Linked DNA regions of Homo sapiens: region 1 is linked to region 2. Evidence: read pairs that join two places in POLR2A ChIA-PET (ENCODE). Cell type or tissue: HepG2. All regions are shown on one strand. Links, peaks and the distances in the headings refer to the core of each region. The heading gives the core; the rest is flanking DNA. Region 1 holds the start of NGEF (neuronal guanine nucleotide exchange factor). Region 2 overlaps GIGYF2 (GRB10 interacting GYF protein 2).

Region 1 (5,378 bases), core at 222-5,221, 150 kb before region 2:
TGGGTAAGTGGATGAGTGGATGGATGGATGGTGGATGGATAGATGGATGGGTGGATGGGTGGATGGATGGGTGGATGACTGGATGGGTGGATGGGTGGATGGATGAATGGGTGGGTGGATGGGTGGATGAGTAGATGGATGGGTAGATGGATGTGTGGATAAGTGGGTGGATGTGTGGATGAGTGGGTGGATGAATGGATGAGTAGGTGGGTGGGTGGATTGGTGGGTGGATGGGTGGGTGGATGGATGGATAGATGGTGGGTGGATGGATGGATGGGTGAAGGGATGGATGGTGGATGGATGGATGGTGGATGGATGGGTGGATAGATGGATGGGTGGATGGGTGGATAGATGGATGGGTGGATGGGTGGATAGATGGATGGGTGGATGGATGAATGGGTGGGTGGATGGGTAGTTGAGTAGATGGATGGGTAGATGAATGGGTGGATGAGTGGGTGGATGAATGGATGAGTAGATGGTTGGGTAGATGAATGGGTGGATGAGTGGGTGGATGAATGGATGAGTAGATGGTTGGGTGGATGGATGGATGGATGGATGGATGGATGGATGGATGGATGGATGGTTGGATGGATAGATGGTGGGTGGATGGATGGATGGAAGGGTGGGTGGATGGATGGGTGGGTGGATGGAAGTGTGGATGGGTGGATGGATGGGTGGATGGGTGGATAATGGATGGATGGATGGGTGGATGGATGGGTGGATGGGTGGATGATGGATGGATGGGTGGATGGATGGTGGATGGATGGATGGACGGATGGATGGGTGGATGGGTGGATGGATGGGTGGATGGGTGGATGGATGGGTGAGAGAATAGATGAGAGACTACTTCAATCTGGCTTTCAGGGACAAAACTGAAACCCATGTTTTGTGGCAATCAGATGGCTGTGGGAACTTTCAAAGATGGCCCTCAGGGACCCCCACCCCTGGTATTGTGCCCTGTGTAATCCCCTACCTTTGAGTGTAGGCTGTGCCTGATGACTTCCTTCTAACGAGTAGAATATGCCAGAAGTGATGGAATATCACATCCTTGAGTATATTACAAAAGACTGACCTACCTCTTCCCAGACTCTCTCCATAGCCCTCTCTGATGCAACGAGCTGCCAGGGCGGAGAGGCCCACATGGCAAAGGACTGATAGTGGCCACAGCTGACAGCTGAGAGGGGCTGAGGCCTTCATCCTACAGCCCTAAGAAACTGAATCCTGCCAACACCAGCAGCTTGGAAGTGGATCCCCCCTAGTGGAGCCATGAGATGAGACCTCAGCCCCTCCAACACTTGGATGGCAACTTATGAGAAACCCTGAGCAGAGAACCCAGCCAAGCAGTGCCCAGACTTCTAGCCACAGAAACTGAGATGACAAATGAGTGTTATTTCAAGCCACACACTTTGAGTTAATTTGTTTCCAGAACAGATAGCTAAAACAAACGCTGATTTGAGTTTTATATAAAGATGGATGATGTAGCAATTAAACTTGGCAAATGATGGTAGTGGTTTTGATACTAGTTGGCTTGGGTTTGAATCCTGGATCCCCAACTTACTAGCTGTGGGGCTTTGAGCAAGATGATCAATTTCTTGAGCCTCTGTTTCTGCATCTTTAAAATGGGCATGATTCTCTGGTCATAGTGACAACACAAGGATTACATAGATTATGTAATGTACTTAGCCCAGTGCCTGTCATGTAGTAAGCACTGGATTAAAGGAAGCTATTAGAGGGAATAATAATAATAATAATAATAATAATAATAATAATAATAATGGAGCAAGATGCCTTACAAAGCAGTGAGTGTTCCATGCCTGGAAGTGATTGAGTTAAGGCCAGATGGCCATGGCAGGAAGTGACTAGAACCCTGGAGGACCCCAAAGCCTCTCCCAAATCTCAGATTTGAGGGCCGTGCAGCTGGCTTGGCCAATGCTTGGGGTTGGTGGGCCAGCTGAGCCACGGGCCCCTCTTGGTGTGACCATCAGCATTATCTTGCACTGGGCGGGCGGCGGGTATTCCAGCCATGCCCAGCCTTCCCCTCAGATAGCCCTTCCCTCCTGCACCACTTTTGTGTCAGGTATGTGGCTGCCACCCTGGCTCAACCCATGGGGCCCAGGAAGGTAAACACCCAGCCGGGAAGTGATCGTTATGGGCTCGTGGCCAGCTATGGGCCAAGGCAGGTCTAAAGGTCGGGAATGCTTACCAGTGAAGCTTTTCCAGGACAGGACGAAGTTTTTGGCTGTGGGCTCTCTGGGACAGAGTGGAGCGCCTGTGGATTTAGCCGGGGACACACCATCCTGCTCGCAGGTGCCTGGACAGGACAGGGGACGAGGGAGGAACACTCTCTGAGGAAGCCCAACTCCTATGAGCTCCTCTCTGGCAGGTGAGAGAATGGTTTTGGTATTTTTTAAAAAAATAAAATGAGATAAAACAAGAGAAGGAACAGAGGCTACCGCTAGGACAGGTAGGAAAGGAGATTACCACCCATCCATTCACTGAGGAGGAGCCCCCAAGAGAAACAGCAGCCCTGGATTCCACCCGAGGGATCCTGTCTGGTCTCGGCTTCAGCACTGCCCCTCCTGGCACTCAGTTTCACCATCTGGGAATCAGGATAAGGACTCCTTCCAGGCGCTCTTCCATTATGGCTGTGGGGTAAGTGAGATCAAAAGCAGGAATGGCTGCATAATTGCAGGGCCCTGTGCAATATAAAAATGCAGGGCCCCTTGTTAAAATAGTAAGGCTTTCAAAAGGACAACAACACAGCATTAAAGCAAGCCGGGGCACCTTCTAAGAACAGGGCCCTGTGACTGCCCAGGCCCCACACCCACGACGCCAGTCCTGATAATGAGCGTATATGTAAACGGAAGTGCCCTGATTCCTGTGTGCCATGGCACAAATCTCAGGGTCAGGAAGTGCACTTGGGAAACAGAAGTCATAGTCGTGAAGTGACAGCCCACTGCGCTTTAGCTCCCCCAGCACTGCCCCCTCCGCTCAGGGGCCCCTTTCAGAAAGACAGAAGGCCCTACCCCTCAGAACCTTCCTGATTTTTGCATCTGGCTGGCCTCAAGCCACAGCACGGTGTGACTGAAATGTGTAGGGACACAGTTTTCTTGGATGTGAAAGTGGTAGGTTCTTATTGTCTATCTTGATTTAAAATTTGGGACAGTCACACAGTCTCTGGCTGTGTAGAGGTGGGACTTGTGTTTCCTGGGCTCGTGACAGCTCTGCTATGTTCCATTGACTATCAGTGTATTTCTGCTTTTTGGGAAAATCCTTAATGCAATAAGGCCACTGGTGGGAATGTTCCAGCTTGGACACTTGCCATGTGTCTTTGTCCTCCCTGCCCCTTCTCTCTTTCTCTCTCTCTCTCTCTCTTTTTCCATTTAGGCTTCCCCTTTGCCCATGTCTCAGGCTGCCCCTTGGCACTGCTTAGCTCTGAGGAAGTAGAAGCCAGGGTCCCCTTGGGGGTCAAGCTTTCTGGTCCATGAAGGGAGACCACAGACCACCTCCCTCCACCGCACTCTCCTCCCACATCCCTTTCTGGAGCCCAAATTGTCATGGGAACCCCTCCCAGGGAGGGGATCCCCACAGGAAAGCCAGGGGTTGATCCAATGACAGTGTGAGTAACATTCCACAGCTTTCTGCCCCAGTGGGGCTGGGGACACAGATGAGGCTAGACATGGGGGAAGATGAATTGCTTTAAGAAGAGCTGATGCATGCCTGTAGTCTCAGCCACTCAGGAGGCAGAGGCAGGAGGGCTGCTTGAGCCCAGAAGTCATGCGGTGGGCTATGATCATATCACTGCATTCCAACCTGGGCAACCTGGCAAGACTCTGTCTCTGTTCCTTTTTTTTTTTTTTTTTCATTGCTTTAAGAACTTCCCTTGGCCTGTGGGAGACCGGAAGCTTGTACCAGTAACAAAATAGCCCAGATGTTGTGGGGCCACCCAGAGCCTCTCAGAGGAGACCAAACCTAACCACCCAAGCCTGCTGGCTCTACCAGGGGCGCAGGAGCTGCTGTTTGTCCCAAGAAGCTGGTGAGCCACCAGCACCAAGTCGGACATCCCGTCTCCCAAGATGACGTCCCTTCCCCATCTACATGGGCCCATTGCTTCCCGAGTAAGGAGTCAGCTCTGATGCTCTGAAGTCACCCCCCAGCACAACCCCAATGGCAAAAATTCCTTTACTCCTTCATAGATAATTGCTGTGCACAGTGTATGTGTGAGGCTTTGAAGTGGGGCTGGGGACACAGATGGGACAATGGTGGCCCTCAGGCTAGTGGAGATGAAGCGATGCTGTGTCCCACACCCCCGAGGCCAGGCCAGAAACCCCGCTTGGTGAAAAGAGCACACCAGCCCTCTCACCCCAACAACGGTGATAGGATCCTGAGGCTGAGAGGCACCGTGGCCCAGCGGAGCAGGGGGTTCCATCTCTGAGCCTGGATGGGCTGCCTCTTTTCAGACCCCCCTTCTCCCCGCACCTAAGCCCCCTCTGCTACCATGATGGTGTCTTCAGGAGGCTGCTGGGCCTCAGGAAAAATTCCTTCCCTTGGCCTGGGACCACCTCTCCCCACCTTGGGAGAGGTCAGACCAGGGGGTGGAATTCTGCCTCCAGACTGGAGGACCCACCCCAGAAGGCTGAGGACTTCAGCCTTACTCCTCCTCCCTTTGTTTGGCAGCCATCCTGGAGGCCAGGGCCGTGGGAGACCACATGGGGTCTGAGCACTGAGGAGGGGCCATTTGCTGGAGCACCCTCTGTGGGCTGCTTTTGGGAAACTAGCTCAGGTGGTTGATTAAGGACCTGGGAGCCTGGGTGAGGCCATCTCACAATCTTCCTGCCTCAACTCACTTTGCCTGTGGACAAGGAAAAAAAAAAATCACACGTTCAAATGAGGAGGATGGGCACCATCAAAGGGATGGATGATCAGCAAGGCCTGCATGGAGGAGGTGGCCTCTGAGCTGGCCATCATTCAACAATCTTCCATCACTTATTAATGATTTTCCAGGAGGAGGAGAAGAACTGGGGGTGTGGTTTGATGTATTATAAAGCAAGCATTACTACCTTGAAAATAAGGTAGTAATTCTTTTCACACTCACTCAGAATGAATGCTCCAGGTTCTCTAAATAGCATACGTTCACAGATAGCACATTCCAGGTGAAGGGACAGCAGGGTTTTAGCAAAAGGGAGGGAGCCCTGCAGTAAGGGTTGGGCCAGTGGAGGCAGAGACAGGGGAGGCATGAGGTCTGTTTAAAAGATGCCAGCTGGGCGTGCTGGCTCACACCTGTAATCCCAGCACTTTGGGAGGCTGAGGCGCATGGATTACCAGAGGTCAGAAGTTCAAGACCAGTCTGGTCAACATAGTGAAACCCCATCTCTACT
Region 2 (5,378 bases), core at 294-5,293:
CCTTCATAGCTGGGCTTTTGTTGTTCTAAGAAACTCATTAACTATAAGGCCAACTTCCATTTGGAATGTGCTCTGATTGTACTTTACTCTCTGTAGAATGCGCTTGCCTGCTACTCTGTTGAAAATGATCTACGTCACATATTGGAAGGACAGTACAGAATATGTTCATTTCAAAGAATCACTTCTGTTTAATTAGAGTCATTCACATACTTTTATTAATAATGCACAGTTGGGCATTTTATACAAAATTACCAATTTTGTTATCAGTCAATTTTAAAGTAGGGTGCAATATATATACGTATATAACATATATGTATATATTATATATATATTGAAAATGTAAAACATATACTTTTATATACATATTTGTATATATAAAAATATATGCATGTATAAATACAATGGTTTCCCTAAAAAAATTATTTAAATAAAGCCAGAAGTACCATTATCTATCCTAAAATTTAAAAAAAACAAGCTGGGTGCACTGGCACATAGCTGTAGTCCCAGCTACTTGGGAGGCTGAGGCAACAGGATCACTTGAGCCCAGGGGTTTGAGACCAGCCTGGGCAACATAGTAAGAACCCATCTCCAATACAAAAACAAAAACAAAAACCCTCAACTTAAAGCCAATGAAAATAAAGTCCTTCATGTATGCATAAACTCATTTTATGCAGATATTTCCCAAAAATGGCTATAATATCTCCCACCCCACAAGCTCTTCTCCAATGTGACCTTGTCACTCCTTTCATCAAGGCGGGGGGGGAGGGGGTTGCAGGGAGAGGGCCATGCTCCCTTCTCTTGAATCTGAGTGGGTTTGTGACTACTTTGATGCAACACAGTGTCACAGAAGTGACTCTATGTGACTCCTGAGCTAAGAGCTCAAAAAGGTAACACAGCTTCTGCCTGGTTCTCTGGGGGAAGCCAATCACCACTTAAGTTCAACTCCTCTGAAGCTGCCATTCCGGAGACGACACACATAAGCTCCTCCAGTCATCAACCCAGCTGAGTTCCCAGCCTACAGCCAACGTCAACTGTCATTACACGAGTGAGCCATCTTGGACAGCTTGCCTAATTCATTAAGCCTTCATAGGAATGATGCCCTGGAAGACATCTGACCACAACCAAAGAATACCCCAGGAGAACCACCACCCAGCTGAGCCCTATCCAAATTCCTGACCCACAGAATGAAGTAGCTGTTGTAAGCCAATCTGGAGGGAATCTGTTATGCACAGCAGCCACCAGCACACCAATCTGCTTGGGGACAGTCTCCATAATCAAACTGTCTTGTCTGGGATGTTTTTAAATCTCTGAATTTAAACAAATCAACCAACAAAACTGGAGCTGGGCATGGTGGCACACACCTGTAGTCCTAGATATTTAGGAGGCTGAGGCGGGAGGATCACTTGAGCCCAGGGGCTCGAGACCAGTGTGGGCAACATCACAAGACCCTATCTCCAAAAAAGCCAACCAAACAAAAAACCGGAAGCAGAGAGGGTACAAAACAAATACTTCAAAACTCAGGAATAGTTAGGAGAATTTGGAAATAAGTTCATAGAATGGGATGAGAAAACGGTGGCTCTAAGTGAAAGGGTGAGCAAATGAGAATATGAAAGAGAGTAGCATTGAGAGAGACAGAAACAAACATTCCCAGGGAAGAGTGTTTCTTTCTACTAAGTGGGAAATTCCTCAGATAGAAGCAAGTCTCCTTGGTTAAGCAAATGGATGTTCCATGACCAAAATGACTTTGTTCCCCCTAATCTGCCCATTCCACTCCCAATTTTTAAAAATTTATTTTCATTTTTCCTGAATACACACACAGAGTCTAGTTGGGAAGGTGTGGGCAAGCTCTGGAGGGGTGTGTTCAGAGTGGGTGTGTCTGCGGTATGAGGGCAGGAGCTGATCCACATGTTAGCAGAAAGGGAGAGTCAAAAAGAGAAAAGATATTTGGTCAAACTTACCGACATCTGCCTTGACCTCTACATTCTCAAATACAGAACCAGCCAGTGCTACGTGGTCTGGCAGAGAAAGAAGCCATGGCTGCCTCCATGTCTTGGGTGCTTGGAGCTTTTCCATGGTACCAAGAGGAACAGTTTAGTGCAGAACTCAGCCTCCATAAAGGTGAGTACAAGAGGTGCACTCAGATAGAATACAATCAGATTTTATTTAAGTTCTTTTTTATTTTCCTCCACACTGGCAAAAGTTCCGAGGGAGCCTAAAGTTTTGTAAACATTTTAACTATCCCTCTTACCCACCCCCAACTTTTGAATTTACAAAGCAAAGGAGAGTAGGAGCCCCAACTTTTAATGGTTTCCTCTCCCCTCATGCTATTTGATCCAAAAACTATATACAATTTTGTAGCAGTCTCTGTATAGTTATTACACATGTTTAGAAGGGAGGGAGGCAAGAAGGGATAGGGAGAATGGTGATCCAAAATAATAAAAATAGAAGCCAAATATAATACTCCAAACCCAAACTGCTCTCAGAGCAACTCCAGCCTTCTTCAGGCAACAATGACAGGCAGCAAAGGTGCTTTTCCAGGGGCTGCCCAGACCACAGCACCTCTCGCACAGGCACAGCTGCCCAATGACTCCAACCCAGTGTGAGTGGCAATTCCAGGTGATGTTCTGTAGGGGTTTGGTGGAGGCAGGAAAAGTATTTGTTTATAAATAGGGCTTGAGTACATTTCTACTTGAAGTTTAAGGTTTTAGGAGGCCATGACCAGAAGCCAGGCCAGGCTTCCTGCTCCCATTTTCGCCCATCCCCTCCAGCCCACTGCATCCTCCTGTATAGTAGATTCCATGGATGAAGGTCTTAAAGATGGACAGGTTCTGTATGTTCTCTTTTCAGAAAAGGCAAACAACTTGCCATCCCAGAATCTTTACACAAAACCTTTTCCGGGCTACAGCAAGACACACACGCAATGCTCTGAGGACCAGATGAAATTCCAGGCTTTTATCAGAAGCAAAAGTTTATCCCTATCCAAAAATGAAATTATACAAATTCATACATATGGTAAAGATTCTAGCTGCCTCTTAAACGAGACAAATTTTCAGCAGAAGGGCCCAAAACAAAATGGTCCTAGTCCTCTGAAGTAAAAATATTTATGGGAAAAATCAGTTTTTGTAAGAAAGAAAAATTAAGAATAGTCTCTCTCCCAGGCCATAGAGCTTCCTTTGTCCAATCAGGTTGGAGCATGCCAGGGGAGATCAGCTTGCTCAGAAGTCACTATCTAACGAAGAAAAACATAAATCCTTTCAGAGAAAGGACACTCAGAAAGAACAGGTGAGGAGTGTGTAACATCAAACCAAACCAACCTCATCTCAACCCCACTCAGGGCCTCTCTGATGCAATCCCAAAGTTAGCAGTGGCAATGCAACTTTCAGACCGGGAGAGCTCTGACTGCCTGTTGGATACTCGAGTCACAGTCCATGGGGTGTTTTGTTATTGGCCAATGTCTGTTAACCATTAACTCTCTTCATGATTGCACCAGTTAGACCATTTGCCCTGATGGGGGGAAAAAGAAGAAGAAAAAACAAAATAGAAGAAAAAAAGTGACAAGAGAAAGCAAGCTGCTAATGGCCGATCCCAACACACTTTCTGGGAGACAGTAGATGAAATCACAGCACAGTGAACACATGCTGCCTAAAATCAGCCTTGTTGGGGAGTAATCCCAACTGCCACCCCCAAGACACAGGGTCCAGTCCACTTATCTATAGTCTGAGATGTTCACCAACAAAAATGGATTAAAGAATCTTGGACACAAAGGGCCAGAAGAAAAAGCCTGAGATGATCGGTTCTGTGATTTGTTGCAGAGTGATAAAGAGTAAATGGTGAGTAAGTGTTGTGTCCAAAGGTGGAGACTCCATAGTCGGCAGACAGGAGAGGGATGGCCAGTCCACTGGCAGGTGCTCAGTAGTCATCCAACGTCTCGATTTCACCCATGTTGAGTCGCTCCGATGATGCATTGACTGAAAATCCTGCAGAAAAAAAACTGGCTATGAGTGACCACACCCAGGCAACCAAGCGGCTCAAATTCTAGGCGGTGAGCTGGAATGTAAGTCTGTGTTTGTTTGTTTGTGAGACAGGGTTTCACTCTGTCACCCAGGCTGGAGTGCAGTGGCGTGATCTCGGCTCACAGCAAGCTCCACCTCCTGGGTTCAAGAGATTCTCATGCCGTAGACTCCCAAGTAGCTGGATTACAGACACATGCCACCATGCCCGTCTCATTTTTTTTGTATTTTTAGTAGAGATAGGGTTTCACCATGTTGGCCAGTCTGGTCTTGAACTCCTGACCTCAAATGATCCGCCCGCCTCGGCCTCCCAAATTGCTGGGATTACAGGCGTCAGCCAACGTGCCTGGCCAGTCTTTTGTTTTTGAGCATACCATAGAAGTATTACAGGGAGACAAAGATAAAGGTCACAGCAGTAGCTTTCTGTTCTTCCAATGAGAGAGATTTTTTATTTTCTTAAGGTTCTGATATAACCTAATTAGGAAGGAAAATAAAACAAAATAGCATCACCAATTAAAAAGAACTGCAGGCCGGGTGTGGTGGCTCATGCCTTAATCTCAGCACTTTGGGAGGCCAAGGCAGGCGGATCATGAGGTCAGGATATCGAGACCATCCTGGCTAACATAGTGAAACCTCGTCTCTACTAAAAATACAAAAAAACATTAGCTAGGTGTGGTGGTGGGCACCTGTAGTCCCAGCTACTCGGGAGGCTGAGGCAGAAGAATTGCTTGAACCTGGTCGAAGGAGCTTGCAGTGAGCCGAGATCGCGCCACTGCACTCCAGCCTGGGTGACAGAGCGAGACTCTGTCTCAAAAAAAAAACAAAACAAAAAAACCCCCTGCAAACCACTGCTTCAGAGAATCAGAGAAAAGAATGGGATGTGAGTGTGTATCAAGGACAGGCTGGGCTGGCCCTGGAGGAAAGTTCATGCAGGAGGTCTACCTTAAAAGAGATGGGGGTGGGCAGGGGGGTTACCATGGAGGGTTGTATACACTAAGTTCTTTGTAACTACTTGACCACATAACTTTGAAATCTGAGTGGGATTAATACCCCTTTAAACCTCAACCCACTTTAATGGGAATACTTCTTCCCACCAGTCAAAAACTTTATGAAAGTTCTGGCCCAGAGCTTTTGATACTCAGGGTAAGAGGCTCCATGGAAGACACACTATTAAGATCCTTAGAGTCCTCGCATATTCTCTTTCCCACAGTAGACAGAGCAAGAAGATTAAAGTACTCTAACTCGATCTACTGTAAATATATCTGCAAAGGAAAAGATTTCAGTTAGCAATGTTTGATTAACCAAAAGGGAATTTGGCTTAGAAAAAGCAGTACTAGCATACCCATTGAAGGCAATAAGCAGTACTCA

What was found. Peaks named below come from ENCODE experiments on the same cell type or tissue, not always from the same donor. Only the 100,000 strongest peaks of a DNase experiment are listed, where the experiment ranks them.
Region 1: POLR2A ChIA-PET joins it to region 2 with 16 read pairs; 3 of 35 experiments call an interaction of 5 or more read pairs at or near these places.

Annotation. Positions count from the first base shown.
Region 1 is chr2:233,010,073-233,015,450 of GRCh38, reverse strand. It overlaps NGEF (neuronal guanine nucleotide exchange factor), which reads left to right and starts at 2,195. Exons shown (of 15, transcript NM_019850.3): 1 at 2,195-2,383. LOC101928881 (a long non-coding RNA gene) reads right to left here and starts at 2,837. Exons shown (of 3, transcript NR_136325.1): 1 at 2,482-2,837; 2 at 2,204-2,311. In HepG2, for the core only: no CTCF peak of the experiment used is centred there; DNase peaks (open chromatin) are centred at 2,150 and 2,880; H3K4me3 peaks cover 2,014 bases.
Region 2 is chr2:232,855,392-232,860,769 of GRCh38, reverse strand. GIGYF2 (GRB10 interacting GYF protein 2) reads right to left here. Exons shown (of 29, transcript NM_001103146.3): 29 at 165-3,977. The coding sequence ends at 3,910. Among named protein-coding and RNA genes, the nearest start is that of SNORC, 12 kb to the left of the region's middle. In HepG2, for the core only: no CTCF peak of the experiment used is centred there; DNase peaks (open chromatin) are centred at 3,409 and 3,909.